2 separate regions of the Homo sapiens genome follow, and region 1 is linked to region 2. Evidence: chromatin loops called from intact Hi-C (ENCODE). Cell type or tissue: OCI-LY7. All regions are shown on one strand. Links, peaks and the distances in the headings refer to the core of each region. The heading gives the core; the rest is flanking DNA.

The links. A loop is a pair of places that touch in the nucleus more often than their neighbours do. Peaks named below come from ENCODE experiments on the same cell type or tissue, not always from the same donor. Only the 100,000 strongest peaks of a DNase experiment are listed, where the experiment ranks them.
Region 1: a loop joins it to region 2, with 10 times the contacts of the local background. A loop is called at or near these places in 12 of 110 quality-filtered maps.

The regions. Positions count from the first base shown.
Region 1 is chr17:68,606,970-68,623,342 of GRCh38, forward strand. No RefSeq gene overlaps it. Among named protein-coding and RNA genes, the nearest start is that of LINC01482, 13 kb to the right of the region's middle. In OCI-LY7, for the core only: CTCF peaks have their summits at 7,178 (motif pointing left) and 7,386; a DNase peak (open chromatin) is centred at 7,152.
Region 2 is chr17:68,460,593-68,476,965 of GRCh38, forward strand. It overlaps a transcript of PRKAR1A not described here. Among named protein-coding and RNA genes, the nearest start is that of WIPI1, 11 kb to the left of the region's middle. RefSeq lists a silencer at 5,696-5,745. In OCI-LY7, for the core only: CTCF peaks have their summits at 5,724 (motif pointing left) and 5,925; a DNase peak (open chromatin) is centred at 5,709; H3K4me3 peaks cover 479 bases.

The DNA of each region.
Region 1 (16,373 bases), core at 5,211-10,210, 150 kb after region 2:
TGTGAGGAATGTTACCTTTACCTGCTAGCTGTCTCAGTAATCAGCAAGAGATGCAATTGAAATTACTATAAATGGAAGACCTAGAATGGAGTGAACTTAAGAAACTGAAACTGATTTAGTATTGCACTCAACACCTTATTCTGAGGTAGAAAGTCCAAAATTTTCTAATCGTGACCAACACATAATGCCTCAGCATAAGCCAGAGATTTCTCAAAGTGCAGCCTGTGGATCAGAAGTACCTGATGTGCTTATAAAAATGCAAATTCCAGGGCCACACCATAGTTCTAGTATTTTTTGGAGGTGGGGCCAGGAATGTACATTTTCAATAAGCTGATTCTTACCAGCTTATAAGATTCTGACACACATTGAAGTTTGGGAATCACTGGTTGAAAGGACAGTGCTAATGAGAGCAAAGTCACAGATTTGATTCCAAATAGGCTAGGTAGGATCCATTGTCTAACATTGGCCATCCAACTTGTGTCATAAGGTTCTAAGGCGCTAAAGAGAGAGAGACAGAGAGTACGTGTTTCCCCATCATTGCTACTGGGGAACACAAATAAACAAATAAGTGCCTGTTCTTTACAAATGATGGGTATGTAGTGTGATCTTGCTATAAAAAGTCATGGCTGTACTTATTGGTAAATTTCCCCTGGGAAACTGAACTACCTTCCCTGGATCTCAGTTGCCTCATTTGAAACATGAAACGCTGAAGTGAATGATCTTTAATGTCCTTTTCAGCTCTAAAGAATGAGAATTTTACTTTTTTTTCTACTAAGCATATATTAATCTAGACCTTTTCACACAACTTTATTTCCAGTATAAACCAAATACTTGAGAAAGCAAACCAAGGCATTTTGTAGGAAGAGTAAGAGCACTGGATTGGGAGTTAGGGAGCTTACACTGTAATCTTGGCTCAGTCATTAACTAGTTTGGTGGCATGGGACAAATTAATTAATGTCTCTGGGCTTCCTTTGCCTCACGTGTAAATAACTATTTTGTGGTAGACAATTTCAAAGTTCTCTTCCAGCATTGAGTTCCTTCAGGAGTGAAAATGAGGTAAAGACATTCTTAGATGAAAGAAAACTAAAAGAAACAATCACCAGCAGACCTGCTCTAACAAAAATGCTAAAGAAAGATTTCAGATGGAAGGCAACTGCCACCAGAGGGAAACCTGGAACATCAGGAATGAAGGAAGGGCAACAGAAATGGTGAAAATATTGGTAGATATAACAGATTATTTTTTCTCATCTTAAGTTTTACAAAATATACCTAATAATTGAAGACAAAAATTATAGCATTATCTGATAGAGATTCAGTATACAGAGACGTAATACGTATGACCACTACAATACGAAGGGAAGAGGGTAAAGGGACTTGTTTGTTGGTAAGAACTCTGCATTCCACTTGAAGTGGTAAAATATTAATTCCAAATAGCTGAGAAACATTAAGTATATATGTTATAATTCCTAGATTATAATACTATACTGTACTAAGAGATATAATAAAATTAAAAACTATACTGAGAGACATAATAAAAATAATAAATATATTAAAATGAAACACTAAAATTACCCAAATCATACAAAAGAAAGCAGAAAAGGGGAAAGAAGAACAAAAATATAGGAAATAAACAGAAAACAAATTATAAAATGGTAGCCCTAAATGCAAACATACTGATAATTATATTAAATATAAATGGCCTAGACACACCAATTAAAAGACAGAGATTTTCAGAATGAATTAAAAAACAACTCAATGTTATGCTGCCTACAAGAAACCCGGTGTATATATGACCACTGGTAACTTAAAAGGATAGAAAATGACATATCAGGCAAACACTAATTAAAAAGAATCTGGCATAATTATATTAGTATTACTCAAAGTAGCAATCAAAAAGACAATATACCAAGAAGTCATAATAATTCTAAATGTGTATGCCTCTAACAATACAGCTTCAAAGTACATGAAGTAAAACTGATAAAACTGAAAGGATAAATGGGAAAATTCAACAGTTATAGCTAAAGACTTTAGTGTTTCTTTTTCTGCCACTCACAGAGCAAGTAGACAGAATATCAGCAAGGATATAGAAGAACTGAAAAATACTATTGGCCAACTAAATCTAATTTAACATTCATAGGACACTTCACTCAAAAGCAGCCTAATACACATTATTTTTAAGTGTACATGACATTTACCAAGATGGACTATATCCTCCATTATAAAACAAGCATTTAAATTTAATATAATCAAATCTTACAAACTGTGCTCTCTGCTCATAATAGAAATAGACTGGAAATAAATGACAGAGAGATATCTGGTAAATCTCCAAACATCTGAAAACATAAACATGTACTTACCACATGACCCAGTAATCCACTGCTAGGTATTTACTCAAATGAATTGAAAACTTATGTGTGCATAAAAACCTACTTATGAAAGTTTTATAGCAGCTTTATTAATAATTGCCAACATTAAGTAGTGCATATGTCCTTCAGTGGGCAAATAGATAAACTGTTGTACATCATACAATGGAATACTACTTAGAAACAACAAAGAACAAAATATGGGTATACATGACAGCATTGATGCATCTCAAAGGCATTATGCTGAGTGATAGAATCCAGTCTCAAAAGGTTACATATTGTATGATTACATTTATATGATAGCCTAGAAATGGAAAAGCTATGGTGACAGAGAATAGATCATTGGCTGCCAGGCATTAGGGACCGTGATGAAGGTATGACTACAAAGGTACAGCATTAGGAAGTTGTTTTGGGTGATGGAACTATTCTATATCCTTATCATGATGGTGGTCATGTGAATCCATCCATGTGTTAAAACTGACAGAACTGTACATTAAAAAAAGGGCAACTTTATTGGCCCTATTGTTCAATTATGTTAAAACAAAATAAAATAAAATAAAAAACAAAGGTTGCATACCTCCATCCAAAAGAATTTTGCCTGTAGCCTGGCTCATAATAGCAAATAATTGCACAAAAAAGTAAACATCCATCTATAGGGAAATATGTTAATAAATTGTGGTATTATTATGTAATGAGCAGTTAAAATGAAGGAAGTACAACTGTATTTTCTCAGCAAAGATACATCTTTAAGTTGTAAGAAAACATGAATATGGGGTGTGTGTGTGTGTGTGTGTGTGTAGCAGTATGATACTATTTAGATAACCTTCAAAACTGGCAAACTAGGCCAGGCACAGTGGCTTACACCTATTACTCCAGCACTATGGGAGGCCAAGGAGAGAGGATCACTTGAGGCCAGGAGTTTGAGACCAGCCTGGGCAACATAATAGGACCCCTCTCTACAAAAAATTTTAAAAATTAGTCAGGTGCAATGGTGTTCATCTGTAGTCCTAGCTACATGGGAGGTTGAGGCAGGAGGATATCTTGAGCCCAGGAGTTTGAAGTTATAGTGAGCTATGATCATGCAACTGCACTCCAGTGCCTGGAGACCCTGTCTCTGAAAAAGAAACAAACAAAAAATTGGTAAAATTATAAAAACATGCATGAGAATAATGAATACTGTCTTAGTCAGTCTGCTGCTATAACAAATATACCATAGATTGGGTGGCTTAAATAAAAGAAATTTATTTTTCACAGTACTGGAGACTGGTAATTCCAACATCAAGGTGCTGGCAGATCCAGTGTCTGATGGGGACACTCTTCCTGGTTTGCAGATAGCCCTTTTTTCATTGTATCCTCACACACTGAAGAAAGAGTGAGCATTGGTCCTTTCATCCCCTAATAAGGGCACTAATCCCATTTATGAGGGCCCCATCCTCATACTCTAATTACCCCTTGATATGATTTGGATGTTTGACCCCTCCAAATCTTGTGTTGAAATTTTATCCCCATTGTTGGAAGTGGGGCCTAATGGGAGGTGTTTGTGTAATGGGAGCATATCCTTCATGAATATATTAATGTCTGGGAGGGTAAGGAAGACTGTTCTCATTCTATTAGTTTCCGGGAGAGCTGGTTGTTAAAAAAGAGCCTGGCATCTCCCTCCCCTCTCTCTTTTGCTTCCTCTCTATGGCCATGTAATCTCTGTACACACTGGCTCCTTTTCACCTTCTGCCATGAGTGGAAGCAACCTGAAGCCCTCACCAGAAGCAGATGTTGGTGCCATACTTCTTGTATAGTCTGCAGAACTGTGAGCCAAATAAACTTCTTTTCTTTATAAACCACCCAGCCTCAAGTATTTCTTTATAGCAACACTAAAATACTGAGACACCTCCCAAAGACCCCACCCCTTAATACCATCAAATTGGGGATTTAACATATGAATTTGAGGAGAACACAGATATTCAGTTCTTAGCAAACACCAAATTCAGCACAGTGATTACATATGGAATTAAAGTGAGAAAAAAGTGCTTGTTGAAGATTATACATGGGGCTTCAGCAGTAACTGAAATGATTTCTTAGAAAAAAGATCTGAAGCATATATTACAAAATGTTAAAATTTGACAAAGTTGGGTAGTGCTATATGGATGTTGGTCACATTATTCTCTATCACGTTATGACTCATTCTCTTTACTTTTCATATTTACAATATTTATTAAAAATCTGACTTGATTCATTTTGTGACCTCATATCCTGGACTATTCTAGGTTTTTAAAGAGACCATTGAAAGAAAGCGTTGGGCTTTGACATTAAGGTGAAGCAGGTTAATAAGCAGCAGCAGTCAAAGAAATTTGCTCTATTTTATTTTAAAGGAAATACATGGTAGAGGGCAAGGAATATGTGTAAGAGCAATTTCAACTTAAATTAACTGAGTTTATATTTTAAAAGGGGAAGAAATTCACAGATTTTATGCGTGGCTGCTTTCAGACTGTGCAATTCATCTGAACAGAACTCTTGCATATATTATGTGAGCTTTACATGCCAGACTGAACAACAACAGATGTGTTTTCCCTGTTTCAGTTTTTACTACCTTGACAGTACAGCTATTCTTAGAAGGTGGGAAGCTGGGACTTCTTGGGTCTTTAGAATGTCATGTCTTAAAGTATCATAACTGTTTTCTAGCAACTCCTAATCCACTGTATGAATTCACAGCTAGTGGGTGAGACAAACATTAAACAAATGTAACACAAATAAATATCTTGGTCTGGCTCAAAGTTCAGTGTCAGAACGTCAATACAGCTAAAATAAATAGAAATGACTCCAAAAAGCTTTGAAAATTAACATAGGTCTTCACTCAGTAATTTTTGAGGGAATGGAAAAGGAGAATTACATTATGGAGGTATACAATTGTTAGTATTCCTTTCTAAACATCCACAATACATGTCTCTCTCCACAAAGTTCAGGCTTTGTAATCTCCTTTTCCTTTTTACCCTCTCACCCCAATTCCCATAAACTCCTCCCCACCTATGCCTGTTCTCTTCTCTTTATTTCATCCCACTTCAGTCCTTTCATACATAGGGCAATAGTCTCCATTCTTAATGGCTTCTGTCTCCCTCTCCATTCCCAATGCAGTTCAGCCTGATGGAGGTCTATTAGCTGGCTGCGTAATTAAAGGACTCTTCTGTCTTGGAAGGAGAATTTCAAATATTTATATTTTTATGATATTTTAGTTCTGACAAATGAAGAATCATAAAATTATAAGTTACAGTGGGGACAGATACAATGACATCATCTTAACTCTCTTCGTGCTGCTTTTGTTTTTTAAATTTGGAAGCAAGGATGAAAGGTGTAAAAGATGATTAATCATTTTGGAAATAGATGCATGACTACAGCCTAAGTCTGTGGTGAACCAATCATGCTCTCTTCCTTTCTCTGCGTTAGACTAAGTCCTACATTTCACAACCTTCCACAGTGTTCACTTGATAACTAGGAAAAGGCAAATGGACCCCATGGCTTCTACACTCTCCCTCTGTTCTTTCACAGATGTATGCTGGCCATATTTTATGAACTGGAAATCTGGACTTAGGGTCAAACTCATGAAACAGGGTATTAAAAATCATAAGTCATCTATCCCAGAAGAGTCAGGAACTATAGTTGCCATAACTAGGCACATATGCTAAGCCCTCACTTCCCTTTGATGTTCTAGATGCAGCCTTAGAGGGAGAAGTCAGTGGACACAACTGGAGCCCATGGTATCAGGTCTGGACAAACCAGTTTCAAAGCTGAGTGCTCAGTTTTGCAAAGGAAGGCAGTAACTCTGACTAGCAGCAGTAGAATCTAGGCAGACAGAGGACTCAGTAGCACCATATCTTCATGATGTATTTATTTTTAATTCTACAAATAATATATGAATATTCTCTCTTTTTAAAATATTTGGACAATAGACAAAATTTTATAGTAATAAGTGAAAGTCTCCCTTCCTTCTTCCTCTTCCCTATCTGATTTTCTTCCCCACAGGTAACCATTGTTGGTTTGATATGACTCCTTCCAATGCTACATATACTCAGGTAGCTTTGCCTCTACCTTAATAGTAATCAGATAAATGCAAATTAAAACAATTGACAATAGATCATTTGTTTCTTATCACATTTTCATTGCAAAAAAAAAAAAAAACAACAACAAAATATCCAGAATTGACTAGGACTTGGGGAAGGAATTGTAAATTGAAGAAACTGTTCTGGAGGTTAATTTGGTAATGTAAATGCCTACAGACTTTATATCAGTCAGGATCCAGTTAGGAGATGAAAAGCATACCAATTATTTGAAAAGGAAAAATTTAATAAAAAGAATTATTAACTAGTAAAAGTGATAAGACACCTACCTGTAAAAGGGATCTAGAAGTAGCAGCTGCAAAAATTAAAAAAAGAAGCTGCTACATCTAAGCTGAGGAAAAGTGGATCTAAGGACTAGGAGGGTTCCCCTACCCTTAAGCCAAGGCTGAAGTTTAGACCTCGTTATAGAGAGCATGTTTACCACTGGAAAAAAACAGCCACTGTTGGTGAAGAAACTTTCTGGATAGCAGGCCATGTTGATCTGTCAAAGAGCCCATGGGAGGGGCTACCGATGCCTGAGGCCATGGTCAGAGCTACTGTGGAAACAACCACAGAGTGGTGGTGGTGGGGAGTGCGACTTGATAGTGTGGTTGGAGCTAGTTGGTGAAGGCTGCAGGGCTCCCATGCTGAAGTAAAATTGAGGACTGGGACCCAGAGAAGTGTCTTCCTGCCACTACTGCCTTGCAGAGTTCCTCCAGCGCCCTCTATTGACAAAGCCTATTATTGTGACAACTGGTAAAGGAGGAATGTCTAGAGGGTCCAGCTCCAGTTTCATAAAGCCCAACAGAGAAAGGTAGGTTTGGAACTGAGAGGCAACAAATTCGTAACTGGTACAGACTTTGACTTCTGAATTCCATTTATAAAAATTTGAGGAAATCATTAAAGTTGTATGTAAATATTTAGATAAAAAATGGTTATTACAGTATAGAAAAAAATGGAAATAAGTGTAATGTTTGAAAATTGAAAACTGAGCAAAATAATGGTTTATCTATAAGATTAAGCTGTATTTATTTATTTTCATAAAAAGATGTTTATATCACTAGATGGAAAAGGTGTGTTAATAACAATCATATCATTACCCATTAAAAACATACTTATATATATATTTCTATGTATGCATAGATTAAAACTTTGAGAAGTTTGGTGTCTTTCTTTTTTTTTTTTTTTTTTGAGATGGAGTCTCACTCTGTTGTTCAGGCTGGAGTGCAATGGTGTGATCTCGGTTCACTGCAAGCTCCGCCTCCCAGGTTCATGCCATTCTCCTGCCTCAGACTCCCGAGTAGCTGGGACTACAGGCGCCTGCCACCATGCTTAGCTTTTTTTTTTTTTTTTTTTTTAGTAGCAATGGGTTTTCACCATGTTAGCCAGGATGGTCACAATCTCCTGACCTTGTGATTCACATGCCTCAGCCTTCCAAAGTGCTGGGATTACAGGTGTGAGCCACCACGCCCAGCCTGTTTGGTGTGTTATACACCAGCTCCTTGGTATAATATCTGAGTTACAATCGTTCAATAAATATTTACTGAATAAATATATTAGCTTCCTCAGGCTACTGTAACAAATTGCTATAAAGTTGCCACAAGCAACAGACACGTGCTCTTCCGTAATTCTGGATGCCAGGAGTCTGAAATCAGAACACTTGCCATTACATATAGGGCCTACAAGATAATCCAGACTTGTCTCATTTTGAGATCCTTAACATAATTACATTTGTCTTTGCAAAGACCCTTTTCCCAAATAAGGTTACATTTACAAGTTTTGGGTGGATGTATCTTTTGGAAGGTGAGGTGAGGGATGAGTACCACTCAACCCATTGCATGCATAAATAAATATATAGCAACATTTTACATTGGTTTCTTTGGGTGGTGGGATTTATGAATAATCTGAATTTTCTTTTTCCTTTTTTTTACTTACTAGTATTTTATGATTTTTATGCAAAGATCTTTACACTACTTTAGAAATAAAAGGAAAGTAAAAATGTACTTGGCATATGAAAACTGAGAGACTACATTCAAAAATGCTGATTTGATCATCTTGAAGTTATGATTGAACCCATGGTTCACAAACTCCAAGTAGTTGTGTGCACTACAGAGAAGGAAACAGTAAGAGAAAATAAAGAGCCTCAGGAGGAGGGCAAAGTCATCACACAGAAACCTAAGTTAATTTATGTTCTATGGGTAAGCTACAGACCTCCCAGCCGAAAGCTGACACACGGAAGCTGATAACCAGAAATCCACGCTTAGCCTTCTGGGCATCTCTGAATTGAGCAAACTTGTGGTCTGCATAACACTTGCCATTTAGGACAGCAGTTTGGAATCTTCCTGCACTCCGGACCTCCTCTTCCCCTTCCTTTTTGTGTTACGATTCATTGATGAATTCTTAGAAGGTGCTGCTCCATTAAAATAGGAAGGTCTGTGACGTCAAAAGATCTGAGGATAAAAGGCATTTTAAAAGGCTGTCATCTTTCTTTTATTTAGAGAGGCAATCTTTTCAAAAGGAAAGACAGAAAAACATTGGAATTAGGGCATACTCATCTTTTTATTTCTCTTAAAGCAGTAGATATTTTATTTCCAGTCTCTTCTGGGGACTAGCTTTTTTTAAAATTTATTTATTTATTTATTTATTTATTCCAAAACCTGAAGTTTAAACCTCTATCTTAAAACATGGCCGAATATCAAGTGTTGGAGTCAAGATTCTAATGTCATCCGAGAAAAAACACAAATGTCATCTGGGCAGAAGATAATTTAAAAAATAGATTAATTAAAAATAATAACCACCTATTAATCAAAGAAAAAGGTCATGTATTATGATCTTTAAAAAGAGTTATCTGATTTCAGATTGACATCTGTTAACTCTGAGGTTAACATGTTAAAATGTCAGTGAAATGAGTGGATAAATACCTGAAATATAAAAGTACATGATAATTTTTAAACTAGAACAGGGGTTGGCAAATCTTTTCTGTTAGGGGGCAGATAGTAAATATTCTAGGTTTTGTAGGCCAAATGGTTTCTGTTGCAGTGACTCAACTCTGCTCTTGTACTACAAAAGCAGCCATAGAGAGTATTTAAACTAATGGGCAGGAATGTGTGCCAATAAAACTTTATTTAAAAAACAGATGAGAGGTCAGATTTAGCTTATGGGTGGTAGTTTGCTGACCTCCAAAGAGAACATCAGAGGTTTTCAATAGTACACCAATAATAGTGGCTCTCTGAAATTGAGGAAAGCAGATTTTTATCTGCTTTGTTGCTTTTCTTATAAGAAGGAAATGCCAACATATTTGCAGGTATTCATACTTTGTTTGGGAGATTAATTTGTGCTAAGTGATGATTGACATAAAAGGAAGGAAGAGAAAATGAACCTTTGTGAAATAAATGGTTGGATTCTCAGAAACAAGGACCTTTTCAATGAATTCTATTGACAATACTCTTGGCCATTATGTTCTGGGAACATATTTAATACCTGCCTTAGAAATTAATCTTGTTATATTGAGCTTTTACCATATGGAGTTATGTGTTGAATGATTGTGATTTATACCATAATATAGCTGAATCTGGACAGTATTCGGTAATGATGCACGCAAAGGGCCTCGAATGCATTCCTTTACTTGTGATGTTATTAATTCATTCTTACTCATTTTTCCTACATATTTGATTGCAAGATAAAACTTAAATGGAAAGTAAGACAACAGAAATGGACATTTTGGAAGGACTGTTGATGGAATATGGTTTTATTCTGGGTTAAGAGAGATAAAAAACCAGAGAGGACTGAGCACATGAATTGGAAAGTGAACTGCTTTGAGTAAGAACATCTGTGTTTGGCAGTTTTGGTAAGTTGAAGAAATCATTAACCTACCTCTTCACTTTGAAAGTAAATGATTTTATACATATTTAATCAAATCAAATAATACATGTTAACTTGTACAGCCTCTTAATATCCAGCTGGGTTTTCTGGCAAGGAGATGCTGAAACAGAGTTAGGTCGTCAAAAGATTAGTTGGGCAGAAGGAACTAAGATCAGATAGATGGTGATGCAGGTCTGATGGTGTCTATCAGCCCAATAGAGAGCTCTGGAACAAAGAGGGCCTGTTAGAGAAGTCCTGTTATGGGTAGAAGTTTTGTGTCATGCATTGTTCAATCATTGGCAGAGCTGCACTGAGAAGTGATCTTCACTTACTGTGTTACTCAGTGATTGGCCAGGAGCTAGCCCAAGAAGAGTATGACCTTAAAATGGAGGTAGACCGTGATGGAGCTGTTAACCAATCCCACTCCTTTCAGCTAGGCAGTGAGTCCTTTCTCACCTCACACTTCTTGTAGCTAGGAATCTGAGCAGGCCATCTCTAGGTCTGACACATCGTTTTAACTTTCTCTCTCTTCCTTCCAAGTCTCATTGGCTGACTTCTCTCCCTCTGCTTTTTGCATTGAGGTTCTCTAGAAATCAGTGCTTATTTTCCTCCCCATCGTATAGATTATTTCTGGAAGATCTCTTCCACTTCCATGGCTCTAACGTGACCTCTCATCCTCTGTGGGGATTACCTATAAACTGATAGTGATTTAATGTATCATTTAGGATTGTACTTTGGGGGATAAAACATAAAACCGAAATGTAAAACAAGTCTGGGGGTGCTCAGTCCAGGGTTGGTACGGAGGCTCCACAGTAATTAGGAATCAAGGGTCCTCTTATCTTTCTGCTCTATTTTCCTGCTATATGGCTTCCATCTTCAAGGTCACATCATGGCCAAAATGGCTGCTGGAGCTCCAGCTATCACATTCTTGACCTCAGCAGAAGAAAAAAGGAAGAATGAGAGGGCAAAAAGTCTACCTCCCATTTGAGTTACACTAGTTAAAGTAGTTTTCTTAAAAGTCCCACACAGCATTCCTACTTAACATTAATGAACAGAACATAGTCACATGGCTACATCTAGTTACTAGGGAAACTGAGAAACGTATTTTTTTTTTTTTTTTTTAACATTGTAGCCTCTGCAGGAGAGGAAATCATGCAAGAAGGGGTTTGGGATGGGTATTGAGCATGTACATCCCAGTATCTTTCACACTCCCAAACCTGGGTTTCCAAATCTTTCTTCTGAGTTTTGGAAACATGTATTTCCCTGGCTACTAGATATTTCCACCTGTATGTTACATGGGCAACTAATTTGAACATGTGCTAAACTGAACTCCAGTATATTGACCCACAATAATTACAGTCTTCCCTTTTATACAATTATGCCGTTAACTACTTGGTCAACCTACGTTCTCATTTTTATACTTTTCTGTTTCCCTCAATTTCCATACTCAATCTTATGAATTCTCTCCTAATTATTTTTCGAATATATCCTTTCCCCTCCATTGCCACTTTCAGAGTCTTTGTTCAGGACCTCATGATTTTCTGACTAGAGAATTTTTATTTTGCTTTACTAATCTCAGTCTTGAACATTCTGATCCATCCTTCATAATGTTGCTGAAGCTATTTTTGCAAAACACAAATCTGATCATCCTGTTCCACAGCTGAGAGTCTTACACCATCTACACTATTAAGGCCAAGCTCTTTCAGAAGGCATCTTTCATGATCTGACAACTGCTTCTACTTTGGCTTTATCATTGGCCATGTCTTACCATGTACTCTGTGTCTCATCCATGCCATGGTGAAATGGCCAGAACACCCAGGCAGAGCTAAGCCATGTTAAGACAAATCTGAAATTCTGTCTGTCTCACCTATCTGTACTATACCCCCTACTTTGGAGCTCTTGGAACTCATGTCCTTCTAACAAAGCTCAGCGGAGTTCTTCATCCTAATGAAAATGACAAAAGGCTTCTTGATGTTAGGCGAAAACTGATGAGTTGGATTTGCATATGTTGCATTAAGCTGATGGTATGAAATCCAGGTGGAAACATCTGGTGCCCTGAGAGTCTAGGGGGTGGGGAAGTTTGCAAATAAAGATTTTCATAAGGTCAGCATAGACCTCACAATATATTCTGTGAAAATGGATGAGGCAGAAAGTTTCAGAGGAATGCTTCAATGTATTTGGTTGCAAATAATACAAACATAGCCAATAGTTCCCTACTTATATCTATACCTGTTGCCATTCCAGTATGTGTGTAGTTGTAATATTGACTTGGCAGTTCCAGATGTCAGGACACAGCACTGGCTTCTGTATTCTTCTTGACCTTTTCTCATGGTGGCAGGATGATGCAGCTCAATGCTTTATGTTTTTAATGTGGGAATATCCCAAGAAGAAAGGGAAGGGAAGGAAGAAATGTTTTTTCTCATTATGTGCCTTTTATAGGGAGTCAAATATTTCCCAAGACCCTCTTGGAGGTCTTCCTTTTACCATTGATCAGAAATGGGCCATGTGCCTGCCCTTACATCAATCGCTGCCAAAGGGGGAGAGTTTCCCATGATTGGGGCTGATCAGTTGTTGATAGATGGTGAGAATGGCAACTGAAAGTGCCTGCCACAGAGTTCACCAAGACTTAGGATTGAACCACAGTTTTAAAAGAAAGAACATGAGGCTAAGGTCAGAATGTGATCAACAATGTCACATGTAGCAAAGATGTCAAGACAAATGAGGACTGAAGAAAGACTGAGAAGTGACAATGAAGAAATTGTTCTTGAACTCTAACAGCAATTATTTCAGTTGAGTGATTAGGCTGAAAGCAGAAGGTCAGGGAGCTATGGAGCAATCCAACAGTGTGGAAACACAGGTAGAACATATGGGGCGATGTTTTTAGTTTTCTGAGAGTGAAAAGAAGGTGAGTGAAAGGGTAAGATAGCTAGAGGTGGGAGGGGACTGCAAATAAAGTGAGAAATGAGAGTTTTTTTTTCAAAGCAGGGAAACCTGGTGATATGATTTGGCTGTGTCCCCACCCAAATTTCATCTTGAATTGTAGTTCCCATAATCCCCACATGTTGTGGGAGGGACTAGGTGGAGATAATTGAATCATGGGGGCGGTTACCTCCATGCTGTTCTTGTGATAGTGAGTTGTCATGAGATCTGAAGTTTTTATAAGGGGATTTTCCCCCTTTTGCTTGGCCATGTGAAGAAGGATGTGTTTGCTTCCCCTTCCGCCATGATTGTAAGTTTCCTGAGGGCTCCCCAGCCATACTGAATTGTGAGCCAATTAAACCTTTTTCAATCTCAGGTATGTCCTTAAAGCAACATGATAATGGACTCATACATTTGGCTATGTTTAAAGGTAGGGGGTAAGGAATCAGTGGAGAAAAAGAGATAGAAAGGATGTAAGAGGAATGGAGAAAAGTGGATATGCTAGGTACTATGGGGGATAGAAAAGAGGAAGACAGGCATATAATTCAAGGCTGGAGGGAAGGATGGAAAAAGGTAGGTTTGCCTGTATTTTGAGAGGATGACAAAAGAAATACAAAGGCTTAAAATAGCATTTAGAGAATCAGGAGGCCTGGTCATCTATGGAATTTATTAAGAAGTAAAAGAGGAGAGGAGAGGTAGAAGAAAAGAATAGGTTAGAAAAGTGACAGATTAAAATGAGAGGAGAAGATCTATAAAATCAAAAATGGGGAAAATTCTCCAAGTTTAGAACAGGAACTAGAAAAAGTAAACAAACCCCAAACAAAAACACAAGTCCTGGGAAATTAAATTTAATGACCAAAGAGAAAGGAAGCCAGAAACCTATAAATTTCCGTGAGAAGGGAAGGGTTACAGATGAAGAGAAATTTGACATGGAAAATCCATTTTTGGCTTTTCCCAACCTCATGCTGTTTGTGAAATAAATGATGTTTCTCAAGCCTTAAATGTTTCAATTTCCTGAGTTGAAAGATGCCATGTTACTGTTATACTATTTATAAAGTTATAAAGTAAGGCTTTGTTTGCTCAATCTTACTCAGGATGAGAAAATGGAAAATATGCCTCTGGGATAGAATTCAAGTCAGTTAAATTGAGACACCTATAGCATATGCGTAATATGTATGAGATGTTAGGTTTGAGATGACCTAAAAAACAGCATCCTCCCAACCTGCCTCAATTGGAATGTGTTGAAAAATAGACATAAGAATCAAACAGATGTAGATAAAAATATCCCTTTTGTTACTCATAAAGCTCTATATCATAGGGCATAGCTTAGATCTAGCCAAGAGGCTTGCATGCACTACCCTGAGTCAAATTTATATCAGTCCCCCAAACTGGAGGCCTTTCATGCAGGAATAATCCTGTCCCAATTAGGGACATCTCAGTATATCCTCATTTGTTCTTTCTGGATGGCCAAGAACAAATGAGGATATACTGAGAAAGCAGGTTTCCTATAGGTGGCTGGATTTTCAAAGAGAGATTGGGGGGGGTGCTAAGTTAAGCAAACTCAAATCCTTTCGCCAAACTCATGAATCAGATAAGTCACCTCTTCTTCTCTGGGCAGAGTCATTGAGGAAGGCAGGGAGAGTCCTGCAGTCTAGCTCTAACTGACGTCCTTCCCATGGCTTGCAGGCAGATGAAGTTTCCTCCACAAAATAAGGAATTGTATTAGGGACAAGGGCACAGGATATATAAAGATAAAGAACATGGCCAGGCACGGTGGCTCATGTCTGTAATCCTAGCACTTTGGGAGGCTGAGACAGGAGGATCACCTGAGGTCAGGAGTTTGAGACCAGCCTGGCCAGCATGGTGAAATCCCGTCTCTACTAAAAATATGAAAATTAGCCAGGCATGGTGGTGGGCGCCTGTAATCCCAGCTACTTGGGAGGCTGAGGCAGAAGAATTGCTTGAACCCAGGAGGCAGAGGTTGCAGTGAGTGAGATGACATCACTGCACTCTAGCCTGGGCCACAAAATGAGATTCTGTCAAAAGAAAAAAAAAAAAAAAAAAAAAAGAACATGCCCATGCCTGAAGAGCCAAGGAACTTATAAGCTAGCATGAAAGAGAGGAAATGGCATGAATAGCAATACAGACATACAAACATTAGGGCAGGTGGTAGTCAGTGAAGGGTGAGGGAAATTGAAGAAACTGAAGTTGTAAGGGACTGGAACGTGAAGACCTTCACAAGATTTACCAGGGAATTTGGTCTTTATTAGACAAGCAATAGGAAACCATGGGAGGTTTCTGAGCAGGGGAGTGAGAAACTGAGTATCAGAAAGCAGTGTGTAGGATGGGTTAGAATGGAGGAAGGGCTTGAGGCAAGAGGAAATGAAGACCTGAATAAGGCAGTATTCAAGAGAAATGTTGGAGATGGAAACCATGGAAGATTGGATATGAGATATCAAAGGACATGGGAGAGTTAAAGGACATTCCAAGACAATGAGTTTGTTTTAGGATATATGGAGTTTGGTAGGTTGGAAATATCTGTGCCTTTTTTTTTTTTTTTTTTTTTTTTCAAGACTGTTAGAAGCAAACAAAGAAACCCACATAGACAAGAACAAATACATAAGCATTTACTATGGGGTGAGCCCTGTCCTAGGGTATAGAGATAGCAGCAAAGAGGTCCAACCTGGTCCTGGTCCTCATACAGCTTACAAGTGATCCAAACTGTTCTCATTTGTGAGTGGCAGGGCCTCAACTCTCATCCATGCAGTGTCCTAGATACTTAGGAAATATCTCCAAGGGGATGGGCCCAGAAACAAATCTCTCTCCTGCATTCACCACATTGCATATGTTCCACCCATACTCTCTGCCTCCAGCTTCCCTTTGTTCTATTCCCATTGCCCGAAAAACCAGTGCTCACGAGATGATCAATGTCACATGCAAGGGTGCGACTCAGGTTAGGGCTTCCTGTATACTTTGTGTTATGCCTTGTCTCCTGCACTCATCAAGTTTCTCTTCTATTGTCCAGAGTTTCACAGCAGCTGTCATGGCTTGTCTCTAATGTCTTCACTCCATATTCTGGAGCTTCAAGGGATCTGGTGAAGTGGATGGTGCACAGACATTATTTCATTCCCATTCATGTGTCCTT
Region 2 (16,373 bases), core at 2,869-7,868:
AATAACATCTCAGGGCTGCCTCATCTGATTTCATTTTTCCCAAGACAATATGTAAGTCTGTATTTTTATATAAATCTGTGCCTATTTTATTAAAAACCTGTATTTGTAGGTAAATTTAAAAAATGATGAAAACTAATTCTTATTTTCAAAAAGTACCTCATAAGCTAAACTAAATACATCAGCTAGCTGGATGTGGTTTGTGGAGGGCTGGTTTGTGATTTCTGTTAGAGGTGTAAGCAGCCACTTTGAAGAGCTCCACCCTCAAAAAATTTCCCAGAAGTCCATTCATATAAAAAGCCAAGGGCAAGGTTATAAATAACTTAAGAGGTGCTGAATCCATTTAATGTCAGGCTGGTTTTTCTTTTTTAACATTCTAGTTCTGGGTTCTGTGGGAGAGGACACTCTTGATTTGAATGTTGGGCTTATGGGCAACCTAAGTCTTACAAGTTCTTGCAACAGCAATTTCACTACTAAATAACATCAGCAAAAGATAATGGGGTAGGTGGGGCAGGGGACAATGCTTTGTTCCAGTGGGAATAAGATTTTGGCCTTTCTCTTTCTTTCAACTGAAATTCCTAAATGTCTATCTTTTCCCTGAAAAACAAAACAAACAAACAAACAAAAAACTCCATTATTTCTAGGAAAACTTACTCGTAAGTAACTAGTAAGTTACTTACCAGTCAGCAAAATCTGGGAAAATAAAGCTGGGCTCTGGGAATTAAAAACATGTTTGGTAATACAAAATTGCAGGCCACAGTTCATCTAATGGAGAGACTTCTTATTTGTATAACAATCAGGTTGTAATTTTAAAATGCTGATTAGGGCATGCACAGGGCATTCACAGGGGAAGGTGGAAATGAGACATCCTGTCTGATGCAACACTCCTGTCACCCCATATGGTCATTCATGGCACCCAACCATCTACAATTAAAGTAACTACTAGGTGAACAAACACCACTCCTGTCCTATTCTTCTTTTTATAAAGTCCATTCTATTTTTATAAAATCAAGTTACAGGAAATAATCTCCTTTCTCTTTTCTGCTATGGGGCAACACTCAGAACATGAACTGAGAACGAGTTGAACTCTAATGGACCAGTGTATGGTAGCCCTTTGAGAAAGGGTAAAGGAGGAAGGGCCCTGGGACAATGGAGCCAAGAGGGAGAGGGAGGGAAGGGCGATGTGTCAGTACGTGGAGGAAGCTCAAGGAGTCAGCCCTATGGTGCCAGGGTAGAAGAGGAGGGGTTGGGCTGTGGGGTGATTTCTGGGAAAGGAGATGATCGAACTGATTGGCAAGCAGGAAGCCCCAGCCAGAAGTCTGGCCGAGCAGCAGGTGCAACTGGGTTTTCTGTTTCTAATTATAGACAGTGTGTGTGAGATAGCATGGCTGCAGTGAATGAAGAGGCCCTATCATGTGCCCTTGTCCCCCAAATGGAACCATTATTTCTGGATTTATTGATTAAAAGGGGAGAGACAGGGAGCAAAAACTAACAACACTTCTAATATTCCTTGACTTATATATTCCTTCCCAAGAGTCAGGAAAAATGTTATTTCATGAAAGAGTGAATTGATGTCTTAATCTTCATTCTCTCCCCTCACCTGTCTTATTTTTGCCTCCAGAATAGCCTTCCTAAAACACCAAGGTGAATTACAGGTTCTCAATAAATGCTTGCTGATTGGCTGATGATCACGAAGACAGTTGCTTTCTACAAGTGCTTTTGCTAATGTCCTTGGAGCTGAGAGTCTGTTACCCATGCCAGTGCAGAGAGGTTCAATCAAGGTGTTTTTGTTCACCGAGGCATCTTCGCACTGGTCAAGAACACAGAGACGGGTTCAGCAGGTCAGCCAATCACCCTGCCTTAAATTTTAGAATATAATTATAGGCGATACTTGAAAATAGAAGACCAAGCTTTATAGAAAGCTTGGTTTGGAGCGTCATAGATCTTCTCATGTGACGCTAACCACATCTATCTGGTCTAGGAATGTTTATCCCCATCAGGCAGCTGCATATGCCAAAGTGGAGACTGTCGAGTAAGTTGCCAAAGGCCCTAGGACAGTTTTTGATGCAGGTGTAGTTTGTATTCTGTCCCTTCCACTGGGTGCCCAGGTTGCCTGTCACGCTGTCTCTTGGACTGCTTTGGCTCAAGGCTGGAAATAGAATTGGCATCTTAACCTGTGCTTCATCCTATGAAGGGACAGAGGAGCAAGGGGTGAAGAGATAGAGGCAGAATTGTGCCAAGAGGGCCACGGGCCAAGTACAAGGGGGAGAGTGTGGAGTCCTGCAGCTCTTCAAAGGGCACCAGCACTTTGCCTACATTTACCAAGGGTACATCTAGAAATATTCAAAAACGTCCTTTGCTCCCAAGCAGAGAGTTAGCCTGTGCTCCTGGCTGGGCATGGCTTGTTGGAACGTGCTGTACGACTTTAGGTTTCTTTCTAGTCTAGCGGTGGTGCAGGGAGTGGTAATCATTCTCTAGAATCAGTCACCCCTGGGAAGAAGGTGGATTCAAAGGCTTTGGGCTTAGGGTGAGAGGGGCGTGGCTAAGAATCCCGAGATTCTTGGTGAACAGTGCCATCTAGTGGTCTGTATGATTTAGTTCTAGGATGGTTGGGGGGACACCTCAGGAAAAACTGGCTTGAGTGATAAGATATGGGTAGCCAGTCCTAAAGCCCCAAAAGAAAGTCTCTGAGGCTCCCTTGTGTATTTTTCCAAAACCTCTTTACTGTCTATAAATGGAAAACACAGAAGCCTCCCTCACCACTTCCTCTGAAGGAGGAGAAGTTTGGAAGGAGTTTGTATATTCATTCATTCATCCATTCATTCATTTGACCAATTTTTATCATGTGCCTGTTGTGTGCCGGTCATGGCTCCAGGTTCTAGGGATATGACGCTGTCCAAAATAAATAAAAACCCCTGCCCACCTGGGCAGAGAGACCATTAACAAGAAAAATGAGATGTATAGTATCTTAGATGGTGATAAGTGCTAAGAAATGTATAGCAGTGAAAGTGTGTTTGGGAGTGTGGGGTGTAGGGAGGAGAAATTTTGCATAGGGTGGGCAGGGAAGGCCCCACTGAAAATTTCCATTTGAACAAGACCTCAGGAAGAAAAGGGAGCAGGTTATGCAGTCATATGGGAAAAAGCTCAAAGAGCAGCGAGGAGGCAGGGCCGCTGGAGTGGGGAGAAGAGTGGGGAGAACTACAGGCAAAGAGGTCAGAGTGACCTGAGAAATCACTGGAAGTTCTGACTTACACTGGAATTCGACACAGACAGCTGTGTTGAAAAGAAATTGAAGGTGTCTTGGGAGATTCACAATTCACTTTAGCACGTTCAAGTCTCCAGAAAGCCCAGCATTATGTTTATTTAACATTGTTTCCCAAGTACTTTCCAAGCTTATTTAAAGATAGATTCCCTTTCTTCCAGGAACACCCACTACTTCATGTGGGAACCTGAGAAAATGGAAATCAGCTCAGATGAGCAGACTGGAATGTTCCCAACAGTCATAAACAAGGCCAGCACAAGGCCAGGTGAAAACTGTGTTTAACCCAAGGCCACACTGTAGCTGCAAAATTACTGACATTGGCATATCTAATCCTTTCTTATCAAAGCCTCTCCCAGACCCACTCGATTTCTCCACTTGCTGAACAAAAATTTCTGAGATATCCGATGATGAAACCACCTGCTTCACAACACATCCATTCCTGACCTGATTCCTGTTTCTTCTACCTTTCCCTTCCTAGCATAACTTAACACAAACCTGGCAAAAAGCCCTTTCCCACAGCCTCTTACTGAGATGCCTCATGGTTCACTTGATGTGCACACCCTCTTGCTGCAGGAAGTTAATAAAACTGACATTGCCGAGGCGGATGGATCGTGAGGTCAGGAGTTCGAGACCAGCCTGGCCAACACGGTGAAACCCCGTCTCTACTAAAAATACAAAAATTAGCTGGGTGTGGTGGCACGTGCCTGTAGTCCCAGTTACTTGGGAGGCTGAGGCAGGAGAATCGCTTGAACCCGGGAGGTGGAGGTTGCAGTGAGCCGAGATCGTGCCGCCGCACACTGTACTCCTGCCTGGGCGACAAAGCGAGACTCTGTCTCAAAAAAAAAAACAAAAAAAACAAAAAAAACACCTAACATTGAAAAGGTTTATTCCTCTTATACTTTACCTGTAGGTGTTATCAGAGCCCAGCGTTTCATAGAACGAGGTGTAAGAACAGCTGGACAAAATGATCACTTCCTATTATGAAATTCTGAGTCTAAAGACATTGCATCCCCCCAAAACTGTCTTGTATACCAATCAAAAACAGCATTTTAAGAATGAAAAGGGTGAGGAAGTGTGGGTTTTTTTTTTTTTTAGACGGAGTCTTGCTCTGTTGCCCAGGCTGGAGTGCAGTGGCGTGATCTCCGCTCACTGCAAGCTCCACCTCCCAGGTTCACACCATTCTCCTGCCTCAGCTTCCTGAGTAGCTGGGACTACAGGCGCCCGCCACCACGCCCGGCTAATTTTTTTTTTTTTGTATTTTCAGTAGATACGGGGTTTCACTGTGTTAGCCAGGATGGTCTCCATCACCTGACCTCGTGATCTGCCCGCCTCGGCCTTCCAAAGTACTGGGATTACAGGCGTGAGCCACCGCGCCCGGCCCCGGCCGGGTTATTTTTATAAGTTACTCCTTGTCTATCTGGTCCCTTCTGCTGCTAACATTTTTGGCTGAACATTTGTACTATGGGATCTCTTGGCTTGATGAGGGTTTAATACGCTTCCCTTCTGCTGGGAGCCTCCTTGGACTTTCTTGGGCAATGCACAGATGTCTGGAGACAGACCAGATTGTTTCTGGGCAAAACAAAGCACATTGTCTCAGCTTTCTATTATTATTATTATTTTTTAGATGGAGTCTCACTCTGTTGCCCAGGCTGGAGAGCAGTGGTGTGACCTCAGCTCACTGCAACCTCCGCCTCCGGGGTTCAAGCAATTCTCTTGCCTCAACCTCTGGAGTAGTTGGGATTACAGACGTGCGGTGCGCGACCACGCCCAGCAATTTTTTTTTTTTTTTTTTTTTTTTGTAGAGACGGGGTTTCACCATGTTGGCCAGGCTGGTCTCGAACTCCTGACCTCAGGTGATCCACCCGCCTGGGCCTCTCAAAGTGCTGGGATTACAGGCATGAGCCATCGCGCCCGGCCTGTCTCAGCTTTCTTGAGCTGTGATGAGTGTATAGGCAATGGTGATTCACAAAAGCAGACTTGCATCTTAGAAAGCTCCCTACAGCAGCAGTAGAGGATGTCGGAGAGGGGCGAGTGATGGGGGCAGAGACCAGGTGAGAGGCTGGTATGTCAATTCAAGTCAGACACTGGAACTTAGGTGCTTGCTGTGGGTGGAGGTAGAATGTATAGGACTCAGTGGCCTATTACATGAGGGAACTGGGAGAGGCAGGTCAGCATGGAGATTGGTTGTCAGTGTAACTTGGGTTTCCCCTGACCTTACTGACTTCTGCGTGCAAATGGGCCTGTCGTGCAAATGGGCCTGTGTTATCACTTACCCAAATTTCACCGGCTTCTTCCTCTACCTTTTATAGAACATACAGCTCCCTCCAAAGCCTTTCCTATTAATTACTGGGAGTCCCCGGAAATGCCTCGCACGTGCGGGGACCTGCCCTTTTAGGCTTTGCCCATAGGGATTTTTGTTTCTGCTGATGAAGGCCCTTGTGATTGATGCCTAATTGCTGCCACCTGCTGGAGTCCACTGTAACAACACTGAAGTGTTTCTTCCCACCAGTACACACCCTTTCTGCTTGTATTGAAATGTTATTTATGTTTTCTCTCTCTTTTTTTTTTTTTTTTTTTTGAGACAGAGTCTCACTCTGTCACCCAGGCTGGAGTGCAGTGGTGCGATCTCGGCTCCCTGCAATTTCTGCCTCCCAGGTTCAAGCGATTCTAGTGCCTCGGCCTCCCGAGTAGCTGGGACTACAGACACCTGCCACCACACCTGGCTCATTTCTATATTTTTAGTAGAGACAGGGTTTTGCCATGTTGACCAGGCTTCTCTCTATCTCCTGGCCTCAAGTGATCCACCCCCCTTGGCCTCCCAAAGTGCTGAGATTACAATCGTGAGTCACCGTGCCCAACCATGTTTTCTCCTATCTTATGTTAATGTGGAGAATTATATTGAGTAATTTTTTATTGAAGTGAAATTTACATACAGTTAACCATTTTTAAGTGAACAACGCGGTGACATCTAGTGCGTTCACAAGGTTGTGCATCCACCTCCGTTATCTGGTTCCAAAACATTTCCATCACTCCGAAAGAAAACCCTGTACCCCTTAAACAGCTACTACCCATCCCTCCTCCCCAAGCCCTTGGCAATGACCAGTCAGCTTTCTGTTTCTATGGATTTATCTATTCTGGATATCTCATATAAATGGAATCACACAATACGTGGCCCTTTGTGTCTGGCTTTCACTTAGCAGAATGTTTTCAAGGTTCATCCACGTTGTAGCATGTGTCGGTATTTCATTTCTTTTTATGGCTGAATAGTATTCCTTTGAATACGCATATCACAATTTTATACATTTATCAGCTGAGGGACATTTGGGTTGTTCCCATCTTTTGGCTATTGTGAATATCATGAACATGTGCATACATGTACTTATTTGGTACGTGTTTTCAATTCTCTTGAGAACACTCTGAACTCCTAGGAGTGGAATTGCTGGGTCACCTGGTAATTCTATGTTTAACTTTTTGAGGAACTGCAAAACTGTTTTTCATAGCAGCTGAACCATTTTACATTCCTATAGCAGCATACAGGGACTCCAGTTTCTCCATATCCTTGCCAACACTTGTTATTTTCTGTTTTTTTGTTTTTGTTTTCCGAATTACTATAGCCATCCTTGTGGGTGTCATGAACACTAAAGTTTTATGAGATGCCTGCAAACTGCAAACCCTTGGGACATCTAACCAGTGCTCGATGCCCCAGCATTCTCACTGAGTCAAAGCCCTACTGTACTCTCAAGATCCCTGTGCTCATTCTGGGTCACACTCTTGACACCTGGACAATAAGTTTCAACACAGAGCTCTCTCTTTATGAAGCTCAAATGGGAGTTCAAGAACTCGATATCTGAAGCAGATCCCAGGCTTTCCTTCCTGGCCTGTTCTTTCCAATCTTATCTTTCATTCTCCTAGCTAAAATCTCTTGATATACCACCAGCTCTTTAGGTACACTGGGATATGATTGCTTCCAAACTTAGCTGCTTAGCTTCGGCCGGGGATCTCTATTATGCAGGGGTTGTTGTTGTTGTTGTTTGTTTGTTTTTGTTTGTTCATTTGTTTTGGAGACACGATCTTGCTCTGTCACCCAGGCTGGAGTGCAGTGGTGCCATCATGGCTCACTGCAGCATTGACTTCCCAGGCTCAACTGACCCTCCCACCTCAGCCTCCACAAGTAGCTGGGACCACAGGCACATACTACCATGCCCAACTAATTTATAGATATACATTTTTTTTAGAGAGATGATGTTTTGCCATGTCACCCAGGCTGTGATGGAGGTCCTTGTTAGGATGGAGAGTGGGGCCAATCATGCAGATGATACAGAAAAATAAACACTGAGGACCAGAAACTTTGGTCCCTTTGGCTGTAAGGAAAACCCTGTGTGACATCAAAGAGGGCATGTCTAGGAGGTATTTGATATCTGCATCTGGGGCTAAGGGTAGATATGTGAGATTGGGAGAGAGATCTAGGAGTCATTGGGGGAAGATGTAGTAGCTGAAGCTGTGAGAGGAGGCAGGCTGTAATGGAAAATGTGTCAGTTGGTAAAGAACTGGAACGAAATGTCCTGGTTTGACGTTTTGAGTATTCCTTTAATTTTAGGAACACTATCAGAAAAGAGGCTAGCTTGTGAGCTGAGTCGGCTGCAGCAGCTCTAAACCACACATTGCTGATGAGTGAGAACCTCTGTTATAAATGGAAATGTGAACTGGCAAATGCTCATTGGCTAAAGCTGAATGCACCAGTTTATTTTGGTACCTATTATGTCCATGATCTCCTATTTTCCTTATTGATTGCAAATACGCACGAGGAATAAAAAGCTGGCTTGCTTTCCAAAAACATGACTGAATGTTTTCACTGCTGAATATCTAAAGAGGGTACAGATTGGACCTTTCATTATTTCTCTGAGGTTAGAAATGTCCTTTGGTGGGTTTCTAATTTTTCATGAAAGGTCAGTTCCAGAGACTATTTACATGCTGTTAGGAAAAACATCAAGCAGACAAGACATATCTCAAAATATTTAAAGTGGCCCATTCCTAGGCTCTCAGCTCTTCTCTCTCCACTTCCTCTCCAGGGATCTGTTCCACAGATGGGGGCTTAAGTCAGCCTCTATCTATAGGTGACCCTTGTCTGACCTTATACTCTGGAATGCTCCATATGCCTCTGACTTTCATCCCAGGGAACATCAACACCCACTTCCGCTGGCATTCCTGATGGGATCTCTTTCTCCTGAGCAGTTGAAAGAGTCCTGCTTCAGTGACTCCCAGGGAAAATTGAGAGAGTCATTTTTTTAAAAAAAGAGATTTATCCCACACCAAAACAGGAATCACTCATTTTGCACCATTTTAGGCACTGTCTATTTTCAAGGTAGGCTGCTTTTTTTTTTCTCTCCTGTTCTTCCAATCCATGAACATAGTATAGATTGTTAAGTCCTTTTGAAGTGTAAAATTTCCCACAACCACATAGCTCAATTTCTTCTACCCCCAGGAGCTTTTTTTTCTTTTAATCACATTAGCCTGTGTATTTCTCCCAAAACAGTTATCAAAACTGAAATTATCTTGTTGATTTCTTGGTTTACATGTTTACTATCTGCCTCCTCCATCTAAAACAAAGTTCCATGAGGATGGGGTCTCCTGTCTTCTCCTAGCACCTAGAGCAATGCCCCCATGTATAGGTGCTCATGAAATGTTTGTTGGCTGACTGACTTACAGAATCAGTTGCTTAAATATCATACAAAACTTTCCATCATGAATGTCCTTTTTTTTTTTCCCTCTCTTGAGTAAGGATGTTGTCCTGATTTAACTAGCATTATTGACAAATGCCAATTAACTGTATTAGTGGCTCTCAAGCTTTTGGATGCTCTTTACACTCTTAAAAATTATTAAGGACCCCAAAGAGCTTTTGTTTGTATGGATTATATCTATCATTACTTAGTGAAATAGAAATTAAAACTGAGAATTTAAAATATTTATTAATGCATTAAAGTAATAATAAACCCATTATATGTTAACATTAATATTATTTTTTATACCCCCAAACATACAAAACACAGGGAGAACAGAGGCATCGTTTTTTGTTTTTGCATATCTCTTTCATGTCTGGTATAATAGAAGACAGCTGAATTCTTATATCTGCTTCTGTATTCAACGTATCATATCACAACATCATGTAGCCTTTGAAAAACCCCTCTGTGCACTTGTGAGAGAATGTGAGTAAAAAAGGCGAATAACATCTTAGATTTTTTTTTTTTTTTTGAGACAGAGTCTCACTCTGTCACTCAGGCTGGAGTGCAGTTGCGTGACCTCGGCTCACTGCAACCTCCATCTCCCAGGTTCAAGTGATTCTCCTGCTTCAGCCTCCTAATAGCTGGGATTACAGGAGCGTGCCACCGCACCTGACTAATTTTTGTATTTTTAGTAGAGGCAGGGTTTCACCACATTGGTCAGGCTGGTCTGAAACTCCTGACTGCGTGATCCACCCGCCTTGGCCTCCCAAAGTGCTGGGATTACAAGCATGAGCCACCGTGCCCGGCCCATCTTAGATTATTTTGTAAATAGTTTTGACTTCATAGATGCCCCAAGAGAGTCTTGGGTAAACCCAGGGATTGCTGAAGCACATTGAGAACCAAAGATTGATATTAGTGGAGAGGAATATTTTTCTTTGTCTTTGAACTACATTATCTTTAAACACTACTTTTCTCTTCGATATCCTTTGCTTAGCTTAATATTAAAATACATTTGCATTCCTCAAATCTGCCAAAGGTGGCCAAGATACATAGTGAGGAAGGGGTGATGGAAAAACAAACCAAAGGTTAATAATTCGTTGCTTTTATACAGACACATCCACATACAAACAAAAAAACAATAAAAACATGTGCCTTTGTGAAGCATGCACTGTGTGCTCTATATTTTCCAAAGATTATCTCTATTATTATATCAACATTTCCAGGCAGGAATTATCAGCTTCATTTCATAGACAAAGAAATGGAGGCTCAGAAAACCAAAATAATGTATGAAAGATTGCCAAGCTAATAAGTAATAGAGAGGTGACTGCCACCCCCAAATCTCTTTTCTTCCAAAAGCATGGCCTTTTTGACCATCAAATTCTAGATTACCACAAAATGGGAGGGAAAAACTCAGAAACAATGAAGAGTTCACTGTACACATTAGCCTTATTGTTTTGTATAAATGAATAAAAAAACTAACTCCTTTTTTTCTTCTAGTGATGTGTAAATTTAAAAATTCAATGCATTTTTTCCCCCAGATTTGAAAAGTAATACACCCACAGCAGAAAACTGAAAGACAACTAAATGTCCATCAGTAGGGGACAGGGTGGTTGCATTAATTGCGACACACTTGTGGATGCAATACTATGCAGTCATTAAAAAGAACAAAGCAGCTCTATTGGTACTGAAATAGAACTATCTCTAAGATGGGAAAAAATAAGGTGGCTCAAGTTCTACAGTATGCTGTCATTTGTATTTAAAATGTATATATGAATATGCACTGGTAACTGGTTGCTTTTGTGAATTCAGTAGAGGGACAAGCAGGAGGCAGCTTATTTTTCTGTAACCATAATCTCCTCCTCCCCCAGACATAGACCTTGATGTGTGGTATGGACAGAAACCCTAACTTTTCAGAGAGCAGAACCATCCAGCCATGTGTAACATCAAAACATCACTCTCACAGCCAATTCAAAATGGCTAAGCCCCTCTATTCTTTTCCCACCTCCTCCTTTCCGTTCCGTCTCTCTCTCTGCCTGAGTTGGGGCCATGAGAGGGGATTACTGGGAGAGGGGGGAGGTCTTCGCCAGGGATGTCCCTGTAGTACTTTCTTGCCTAATGCTTTTCTACTAGGGGAGCTCTCCAAATGTCTGCAAATGCCTGACTGTCTCAGAGGCCCCCCACTTGTGGGGTTATTCAGAGGACTCCCGTGAGACCTTCTGAATGGCCTAGTTTCTTTTCTTTTTTTTTTAGACAGAGTCTTGCTTTGTTGCCCAGGCTGGAGTGCAGTGGCGCGATCTCGGCTCACTGCAAACTCTGCCTCCCAGGTTCAAGCCATTCTCCTGCCTCAGCCTCCCGAGTAGCTGGGATTACAGGCACCCGCCACCACGCCTGGCTAATGTTTTTGTATTTTTAGTAGAGACGGGGGTTTTACCATGTTGGCCAGACTGGTCTTGAACTCCTGGCCTCAAGCAATCCGCCCGCCTGGGCCTCCCAATGTGCTGGTATGACAGGCCTGAGCCACCGCGCCCAGCCTGCACTGCCTAGTTTCTAATAGGAGTGAGGAGGTGTGGTTCAGCTGTCTTCTTGTGCTCAGCTCCTTCCCCAGTGCCCCACCCACACAACCCCTTTCTTCTGTGGCCCAGGCAGGTGGCAAGTAAGGCCATTCAGGATGGCTCCAGCCTTGCTAACTCCCCCAGCCTCTATGACTCTCGAAGCTCTCAGACCCTCACCTTGCCATGGGTGGAGAAGTCCTCCCCACACTACCATTTCCTCACCCCTCCATGTTCTGGGGGACACAGGTGGAACTCCCAGGAACTTTCCTGCTCCGGGCGTGTGAGTCTTCACTGCACTACCAAGTTTCCAATCAGGGCCAGTGACTTAACTTGCAGACCCCAGTGCAAAATGGAAACGTAGGGTTTCCTGTCCAAAAAACAGGAGAAACTGCTGTTAAAGACACTAAAACATAAAGCTTTTCTTTAAAAATATTTTATTTCTAAATAAAATGTAATAGGGAAAAGAGTGATGCGTGAGCATCACACTTAACTTACAAGTTGCAAAAAAGTTAACATTTTCGTGTCATCATTTTATGTAATGGCTGGGTGCAGTAGCTCATGCCTGTAATCCCAGCACTTTGGGAGGCCGAGGTGGGCAGATCCCTTGAGGCCAGGAGTTTGAGACCAGCCTGGCCAACATAGTGAAATCCTGTCTGTACTAAAAATACAAAAATTAGCTGGGCGTGGTGGCATGCCACTGTAATTCCAGTTACCCAGAGGCTGAGGCACGAGAATCACTTCAACCCGGGAGGCGGAGGTTGCAGTGAGCCAAGATCATGCCACTGTACAACAGCCTGGGTGACAGAGTGATACTCTGTCTCAAAAAAAAAAGTAATAAATAATAAATTGTTAATGTGGTATTTGATTGATCATTAGATTTTTCTGCTCACTTTTCTGCAAATTCATTCACTAGGTCATCGACATACTTTCAGCAACTTCATTTTTAATTGATATAATTGAAAGTGATATCAGCCTCTCTTGGCAAATGCTGGATCACAAATAATTTTTAATAATGAGAAAAATTATTCTGTAGATGCAACTTTTGGCTCTTGCTACAGCCTCCACAAGTTACAGGAGGTGACAGAGGAAATATTAGAATGTCATTGTACACACTTACATTTAAACTAAAATTAAGTCTGGGCACAATGGCTCTTCACACCTGTAATCCCAACACTATGGGAGGTTGAGTGGGAGGATCAGTTGAGCCCAGGAGTTGGAGACCAGCCTGTGCAACATAGTGAGACCTCAACGCTCCAGAAATTAAATAAATAAATAAATACACTTAAATTCAGACTCACATAGAACTGATTAGTGTGAAAAGATAAAACTACTGATCTAGCTACAGATCTATCTGAAAACAGTTGATTTGGTAAATCAATTGACCTATTTTATTATTTATTTATTTATTTATTTATTTGAGACAGAGTCTCACTCTGTCGCCCAGGCTGGAGTGCAGTGGCACGATCTCAGCTCACTGCAACCTCTGCCTCCCGGGTTCAAGCAATTCTCCTGCTTCAGCCTCCCAAGTAGCTCGGACTACAGGCGTGCGCCACCATGCCTGGCTATTTTTTGTACTTTTACTAGAGACGGGGTTTAACCATATTGGCCAGGCTGGTCTCGAATTCCTGACTTTGTGATCCGCCCACCTCGGCCTCCCAAAGTGCTGGGATTACAGGCGTGAACCACCGCATCTGGCCAACCTATCTATTTTATATGGATTGTTGATTTCTGGAAAGATGGAGAGAAACTGGAAACGGTGATTTCCAAGTCTCTTCTCATTCCCTAAAACCTTGGAAACTGGGAGAATGGGATGGGAGAGAACTTATTCTTTATTGGTATAATTTGCCATTGTTTGGCTTTTTAAACATGTGCATGTATTCGTTTTTTGATTTAAAAACTTGTTAACAAGAAAAGGAACTCTTGAAGAAAAAAATGCATGTTAACATAAGATCTTCATACTCAGTTGATCATTGATACTGTTTTCATTCTTGCTAATCTTTCTAAAAACCACCAAATATATTTCTATATTCATGTGTATTATACATAGCTATATATAGTTTAGGTATCTTCAATTCAGCTGAAAAATGTTAAGCCTAAACATTTCCAAATTTAGAGCATTTAGTCACATCAACTCTGCTTTTCCCTGGGGCTAAGTTTTTGGAAAGGTAGGGAGTCAGCTGTCATTTCTGCTGTTTTTAAAAAGGTGAAGTGTGCTTCCTAACAAATAAAAAGGATGCTGACAGAAGGTTACTTTCTGCGTTGGACTCCCCAGGCGTGTACAGGAGGTGTTTGAGGCTTGAGTGACTTGTACAGCAGTGCCCCGGGGGCCCGCTTGATCTCCGGTTGTCTGATGTCACACATAGTGAGAAGTCTGGCAACAGGAAGGCAGCGCGGCCTTGGGCTGATCCCGTGACGAGTGGTCAGCAGTGCACCGTGTCAGGCGGCTCTCTACAAGGATTTCTCAATCAGCTTATCAAAAATAAATAAATAGGGCGGGAGCAGTGGCTCACACCTGTAATCCCAACACTTTGGGAGGCCGAGGCGGGCGGATAACGAGGTCAGGAGATCGAGACCATCCTGGTAAACACGGTGAAACTCCGTGCCTACTAAAAATACAAAAAATTAGCTGGGCGTGGTGGCGGGCGCCTGTAGTCCCAGCTACTCATGAAAATCGCTTGAACCCAGGAGTGGAGGTTGCAGTGAGCCGAGATCGCGCCACTGCACTCCAGCCTGGCAACACAGCAAGATCTATCTCAAAAAAATAAATAAAGATAAATAAATCACAATCAAAATGCCCAAGTTTTCCTATTTGCTAACTTAAGTAAATTTTAAAAAAAATGTAATGTCTTTTTAAGTTCTAAAATCTAAGTTGGATTTATTTTTGTAATGAAAGAATAGCTCAACATCTGAAAATCAATGAATACATTTAATGCACTTTTAGCATATAAATCGATAAAGAGGGAAAATATAACCCTCTCAACAGATCTCTTAGTGGATTGATATGTTTCAAATCCATTCCTGATAAAAATTCTCAGCCAGCTGGGAATAAAAGGGAACTTCCTTAACCTAATAAAAAAAATCTACCAAAAACTTCTAGCGAATATTATACTTGTTGTGGAAACATGGAAAGAATTTCCTTGGCATCAGGCAGGACACCTGTGCCCTTGTTTCTACATTGTAGTTAAATGGGTGAATTAAATCTTCATATGTCAATACAACCCCTTGTGTAAAGCATAATACTGAACAAAGAAAGCAAGCAACAGCAGGATGAGTATAACATGAAACAATTCCTCTCTAAGTCCTGCTGTATAGCTTCATCCTAGCCATTTTATTTTGTTTTTATTCATTATTATTTTTTGAGACAGAGTCTTGTTCTGTTGCCCAGGTTGGAGTGCAGTGGCACAATTTCATCTCACTGCAACCTCCACCTTCTGGGTTCAAGCGATTCTCGTGCCTCAGCCTCCTGAGTAGCTGGGACTACAGGCGTGTGCCACCACGCCTGGCTAATTTTTGTATTTTTAGTAGAGACGGGGTTTTGCCACGTTGGCCAGGCTGGTCTCAAACTCCTGACCTTTAGGCAATCTGCCCCACGCGGGGCAGTGTTGGGATTACAGTTGTGAGCCACCGCGCCCAGCCCATCCTAGCCATTTTGATACACAGACTTTTCGTTGTATCTCAGGTCTAAACATTTTCTGATTTTCATTATAGCCACTTCTTTGATACATATATTTTTATGCATATATATGTAGAATATTTTAAAATTTCTAAAATATTAAGTTTTTTGTTATTGTTGTTCTCTTTAAAGTTGATTTCAAATTTTGCAGAGAATATGGCAATGTGATGTTGATTTTTTGGGGGGGTTATTATGTTTTGTTGATGCCTTCTGTGTAGTTTAATATGTTTTGATGCCTATGGCCTGGTCAATTTTGGCAATTGCCCTATAGTGTTTACAAATAATGTTAATGCACTAATTGTTGAGTGCCTAGCTCTGTCTACTATAATATAATATTTATAATCTACTATAATATTTATAATCTACTATAATCTACTAGGTCAAGCTTTTACATTATATTGTTCAAAGCTTTTACCACCTTGCTTATGTTTGGGTTGTGTGATTGAACCAATACTAGGAGATGGTATGTTAAAAACTCTCACTATGGCTAGAAGTTGTCATATTCTATTTGCCTTTACCAGGTATTTGAAGGCAGAAGGATCTCAGGTTATCTAGCCTGTCATGTTGCAGGAAGTGGAGGTCTCCATTTTCCCCCTTTCTTTATTAAAAGAGATATTTTTAGAAATAGATAATATATGCACATTGTTCAAAATTTACAAGTACTGAAAGGCATGTAGTGAAAAGTGTTTGACCCCTTCTCTGGGCTGTGGCCACTCAGCTTTCCTCCCGGGGCAACCACTGTTACCAGCTTCTTACCAGTCCTTCTGGAATTTGTCTGTCCGTCTCTCTCATTTTCTCTCCTTTTCTTCTTCTCCTTCCTTCCCTCCATCCTTCCCTCTCTCCCTCCCTCCATCCCTCCCTCTCTCTCTCTCTTTCTCTCTTTCTTTCTTTCTTAGATGGAGTCTCGCTCTGTCACCTAGGCTGGAGGCAATCTCGGCTCACTGCAACCTCTGCCTCCTGGGTTCAAGCGATTCTCCTGCCTCAGCCTCCTGAGTAGCTGGGACTACAGGTGTGTGCCACCATGCCCAGCTAATTTTTGTATTTTTAGTAGGGATGGGGTTTCACCATGTTGGCAGGGTGGTCTCGATCTCTTGATCTTGTGATCCGCTCACCTCGGCCTCCCAAAGTGTTGGGATTACAGGCGTGAGCCACCGTGCTCGGCCGAGATT